Regions from separate parts of the Homo sapiens genome. Here region 1 is linked to region 2. The links are chromatin loops, found by intact Hi-C in ENCODE. Cell type or tissue: heart right ventricle. All regions are shown on one strand. Links, peaks and the distances in the headings refer to the core of each region. The heading gives the core; the rest is flanking DNA.

The links. Hi-C counts contacts between places; a loop is a spot of excess contacts. Peaks named below come from ENCODE experiments on the same cell type or tissue, not always from the same donor. Only the 100,000 strongest peaks of a DNase experiment are listed, where the experiment ranks them.
Region 1: it touches region 2 in a loop (11-fold over the local background); 90 of 110 quality-filtered maps call a loop at or near these places.

The regions. Positions count from the first base shown.
Region 1 is chr2:149,596,182-149,599,107 of GRCh38, reverse strand. The region is part of intron 1 of MMADHC-DT (MMADHC divergent transcript); the gene reads right to left. Among named protein-coding and RNA genes, the nearest start is that of MMADHC, 9.9 kb to the right of the region's middle. In heart right ventricle, for the core only: CTCF peaks have their summits at 1,185 and 1,385 (motif pointing left); no DNase peak of the experiment used is centred there; H3K4me3 peaks cover 790 bases.
Region 2 is chr2:151,237,808-151,240,733 of GRCh38, reverse strand. No RefSeq gene overlaps it. Among named protein-coding and RNA genes, the nearest start is that of RBM43, 23 kb to the left of the region's middle. In heart right ventricle, for the core only: a CTCF peak has its summit at 1,669 (motif pointing right); a DNase peak (open chromatin) is centred at 1,758.

The DNA.
Region 1 (2,926 bases), core at 119-2,618, 1.6 Mb after region 2:
ATATGATACTCAGCATATTACTAGATGTCACTGGGGTACAGCCCCCACTTTTGAAAAGCTTGTAATCTAGTTGGTCATGTGTGTGTGTGTGTGCATGTGTGTGTATATGTACACGTGTGCAAACTAATTAAAAAGCAACTAAGACTAGGTTATAATCATGAGCTACACTGAGCAATGCTCTATGATTCAGGAAAGCAGATTTCTGTGAATTACCCAGATAGCTTCATGGAGGAGATGGCTTGGAGCTGATATTGAAAAAGCAGCCACATTTATATAAGTAAAGGAAGCAGGAAGAATTTACCAGCTGGTGATAACAAGATGAGAAGGACTTAGGTAGGGATAAGCATAGTTGGTGTGACTAAGAGTGAATAATATTAAAAGATAGCTGAAAATAAAGTCACACATGTAAAGGGGGCAAGAGGGACACAAATTGGACATTAAAATTAACTCAAATCCCAGATTGTTGTTGAGAATATAGGCTTGATAATTTTCATCCTCAAACGCTAACTAAATCTTTCTGTTTTACTTATGCAGGAGAAAGGGCAGAAATATAAGACAGAGTGCAGAGAATACTAAAAATAATAGAAAAAAATAAGGTTTCAAAGACCATCTGATATGTAAGTAATTTCCTTGGAATTCAGAAATATCAATAAAATTTAAAACAGAGAATGTTACCTGATCCAAGATTTTATTTTTAAGCCCAAATCTTCTGTAAGCAATTAACAAACAGGCATCACTGATCCCACTAAACATCATCAAACCATATAGAAAATGCGAACTTTATATCAAAGAGCAGCATGAATACTGACATCCCCATGGGCTGGTGACGTGCCTGCACTGCTCAAATGACAGGGCACTGGGCCTTCCATGCGTCCAGGGGATATTCCCACTGTAATGTGTCAGCAGATTTGCAAATGTTCTCGGTGACAGCAGCACACAGTCCAGGAATATATCCTTACCCCTGTGCTCAGCTCAGATCGCCTCAGTGCAACGTCGCTCTGCCCTGCGGGGTCCCTCTAATGGCCCCAACTGCCAATGAAACACCTTCATCATCTCTGTATCTAAAATTGGACGAAGGTATCAAGTTTGGCTGCCTGATGAGACTAATTAAGTACTTTGCAGAGATGTGAAGAAGTAATCAGTCCTAGCCAGTGAGAAAAGAAAAAGAAAATATGAAGGAAACCCCTAGAGGTGACTCTGACACAGTTCCTGTCTCTATTGATGATTCATAAGATCACAGCTGAAAGAACCTCTACCATAAATCGAGGACCTGTGTTAACAGCAGGAAACGAAACATCATCTCACAACTCTTCCCCCACTAATTCAGCACATCAACCCCGCATCCTAAAATCGTTACATTGCTGTATACTGACACCTAGTGTCCAGAGTTAGGTGAGCCCAAAGGCAACATTTTTTTCGGTCAAACTGTGGGACATGGCTCTCTCCCGCATCAGGTTTCCTGGTGTGATTCCTCCCTCTGCTTCAGGGCATCCACGTGAAAGTGTCATTAAGAATTTACTTTAGTACAGTTAAACTCCCATTTTGTGGCCTACCCTCCTCAAGTACTTTGAAACTGCAAAGTGTTCCCCAGGACGACCCTGCTTTCTGCTGAGCACACAGCGAACTCCCACCTTTCCTTCTTCTTCCTCTCCTTCAGTATCAGGATGTGGTCTTTCTTTATATAAAGTCTATATATTTTAATAGCATTATTTGCTATACCAAATATAATTGGAAAGAGAAAGCTGTACCAGAAATGCCTCAGAATTGTTCATAATAGCAACATGTAAGTGGCTTTCGAATTATTTCATTTTGGAGAGTCACCTCTTCCCTCCTTCTACTCCCACAACCACACAGTGAGACAGAGAAAGAGATGTTAATGAATAATCAAAAGTCAACAGAATAACAGCACAAAAAAAAATCAAAAATAATCCCAAGGAGTAAGTACTTAAGTGACTCTATTTTATTCTAAGCACTCTTTAGAGATAAGCCAGAGCCGTTTCTAGACAGGAAGTGTAAAAATTTTTGAAGACGTGAGCTTTCAGATAGCAATAATTTCTCTCAAGACCATTTTTAGATCTACATTACTGTCTTTGAGTCAGACTTTTTCCATACAGGCAAAATAGAAGATGTAAGCAATTAGATGAGATTGGTGAGTAGAAGATGCATGAATGTAGATAGCATTTGGTCTTGGAGTTAGATTTTCCAGTTTGCTGTGCAATACATGGGACATAGTCATACTAAAAAATTATTCATTGTCATCTCGGCCTTAGCACCATTTTCTTGAAAACCTCTGTGCCATAAGAGCCAAGTGGAGGAAGAAGCGAATGCACAGGTTGAAGCGCAAAAGAAGAAAGATGAGTCAGATGTCCAAGTAAACCACTAGCTTCTTGTACCATGGAGGCCACAGGAGCAGAAACATGGAATGCTAGACGCTGGAGATGCTGGTACAAGTTGTAGGACTGCATGCTACTGTCCAGAGCTTATCTCATGATCTAGAACTTCATCGCCCTCTGATCGCCAATCACCTCTAAGACCCATGTTGCTCATAACCAAAACTGCCCATTTTGGTCCTTTGCCCTAGACCTGTGACATTCTGGACTATTTATGTGTTTACTTGTGGCCGAGTGTAACAACCATACAATAAATCATCTCTTCCGCTGTCTTAGCTGAAGAATTAAAAAGAAATCATTGTTTACATGAAATCAAACTTTATATCAAACTTACCTGGCTGTCCAGTATTTTATCAGGCAACGCTATTTGGGGTGGGGAAAAAAAAAATACCTAACTAGGAAAAGTAACTAGGCTCCTAGTGAAACCTGAGTCATTTTTATGGAAATGGGTGCTATAGTGGGGTTCCAAAGATCAAATATAAAAGTGAAAGCCCAATGCCATAAGCATTCAAGTACTACCTTGCATTTATTTAATG
Region 2 (2,926 bases), core at 224-2,723:
ATATAATTGCAAAAATAAAACAATCTGACACTGGTACATTTCCTGAGATCTGAGCTGTCCAGTTGTAGCCAAGGTCATCCTGATAGAGAATGATGTAAATACTATAAACAGTTATCTATGGGTCCTATTTATGTCATTCCTAGAAGAAAACCTCGGGATTCACTGGAGACTGAGGAGTAAATCAACACTATCCACAGTCAAATCAGGTTTGAGCTGGGCTGCATTGAATTCACAATCAATCAGAACTGTATTGGATTTTGTTGCTGAACCTTAGCTTTTGGTGAAGAATTCAAAGGTGGCAATGTTTTCCTAAATTTGGCATTCTTTTGACACAGCTGAAAAAATTTCTTACACGTGCAAGAGACCAGTGTTGAAGAGCTATGTTATTGCTATCCTGAGAATTCCTATATAAGGGACTTAGGGTGTGTTCATTAGATGAAACTAATTTACACCTGGCCCCACTCTTCAATTCAGCTTTATTTCTTCTTTCAGGAATGCACCTTTTAAAAATGGCTTGTGGCAGAGTAGCTATAGTTTTAAAACATAAATACACAAAAGTGTCTATAAAACTATGCATTTCTATATACTCAGAGATGAAGAGGTTATTCATGGTAAACAAGCCTTCCTAGATTGGGTGTATGTTTTCTTGCCCTTGCTTTCTTTTTTAAAATACCATTTATAATACTTTGTACAATCAATTATTATTTTAAAGTACATTAATTTAGCAGATGTCAATTATTTGTAACACTTTCTATGCTTCCCTTTTCTTGCTACCTGGTGCCAAGGCCTGGTCCTAAGGATTATTACAAACTGTGTGTATGTTTTTCTTTCATTTTGCCTCTCATCTTTTTTACTTTTTTTTTTTTTGAGACACGGTCTCACTCTGTCATCCAGGGTGGAGTGCAGTGGTGCAATCTCGGTTGCAGTGGTGCAATCTCGGTGCAGCCTCGCCCTCCCGGGCTCAAGCGATTCTCCTACCTCAGCCTCCCGAGTAGCTGGAACTAGAGGCTCATTTTTCTATTTTTTTGTAGAACAGGGTTTTGCCATGTTGGGCAGGCTGGTCTGGAACTCCTGGGCTCAAGTGATCCGCCCAGCTCGGCCTCCCAAAGCGCTGGGATTACAGGCGTGAGCCATCGTGCCTGTCCCTCTCTTCTGTTCTATTTTTATCCATTCGATGCCATATCAGAAACAACGGTAAGAATTTATTGCTTTTAGAGGAACCTCTGTCTACTCCCAATTCTAACCCAAATGCAGGGATGAGTAAAATGAAAAAGTGGCAGTTTGAAATAAAGGAGCTATTAAAACAGTAGGAGTACCTTGGAAACAGCAGCAAGACTTCTGGTAGAGATGATGATGTTACTTTGATGTTGTTGCTGTTGTTGTTTTAAAGAAGCCTTTGCACTCCTATATGATGATGTTACTTTGAATGGTGGACTGTGACATCTTCTTCCACAGACTGAGGAATAAACATGTAGCTTCTGACTCTGGACTTGATATTCAGTAATCGTTATCTTTCATTATCAAAGATAATGAAATAATTCCTTCCTTATTGTTGAGTGGTATGACATAAGAAATACGCAGCTAAAAGGGCATATATCATGGAACTATTTACAATGGGATTATTTTTCTATTTCTAAATTGGTTTGAGAATCAGAGGCTGTTATAATCTGAAAAAGCACTAGAGGGAGCCAGATCCCTGTCTGAGGAATTCTTTCCTCTGGTGGGGAAACACTGCTTGTAGCCCACATTTAAATCAGCTGTGCTGGCTTCAGTGGCGCAATGAGTTAGCGTGGTACTTATAAATCAGCTTGCAGACTTGTGAATTTTGTGCCCAGCCTTAGACATATAATTTCAGGCAAAAATTCCCATATGTATCTTTAATAGAAAAGGGATTTTAGCATTACCAAGATATCATTATGTATTTTTTACTTGTTATTTTTATTTTTTTGTGGAGCTCAGTTCACATTTTTTTTTAGCTCAGTTCACAGACATGATTCCACGTGCATTAGAGATTTAAGAATCACAGATCTTAGAGGGTAAAGTGTTACACAATAAAGGGACCTAAGAGACTTCCAAATACAATTGGTGGACCGTGTTTGGATTATGATTCAAGCAAAGAGTGATAAGAAGATGCTGGTGAGACAACTAGGGAAATTTGAACAGGAAGACAATCTTATATCATATTATGGGATTACTCTTAATCTTTTTCGGTGTCATAATGATATCTTGGGGCTGGGCATTGTGGCTCATGCCTGTAATCCCAGCACTTTGGGAGGCCACAGTGGGAGGACTGCCTGAGCCCAGGAGTCTGAGACCAGCCTGGGTAACATGGCAAGACTCCATCTCCACAAAAAAAAAAAAAATAAAAAATAAATAATGATATCTTCTAAAATCCCTTTTCTATTAAATATAAATATGGGAATTGAAAGTATGTGTGCGTGTGTGGAGAGAGGTGGGAAGATAATAGAAGAAACAAGATTGACAACATCTGGTAATTGTTGGAGCTGGAGTTCATTATGCTATTTATTCTCCCTTTGTGAATGTTTTAAATTTACCTTTAAAAGTGAAAATGAAAAAGTAGAGACACTATATTCTTACAATATATATTTATGATGTAGTTTACCACCATTTATGGCTAATGTGTATTTCTTAGGTTGCAAACTAAATTTGCAAGAAAATATCACCTTTCCCCATAATTGAATTTAATTTCTAGTTTGAAGTTTTATTTTACTAGATGTCAGAAACCAAATATCAATTAATTCAGAGTAACCTCACATTGCACTGAGTCAAAAAATTAATTCAAGATCATCTTGGTCAATTCTGGATTTTTCCCACCTCATCTGCCAGCAGAATTGCTAAGTGAAAGTGAGTGAGAGGTGGTGCTGGTGAGTCAGGGGCTGGTCCTTGGTTGTCACCTCCTGAGTCA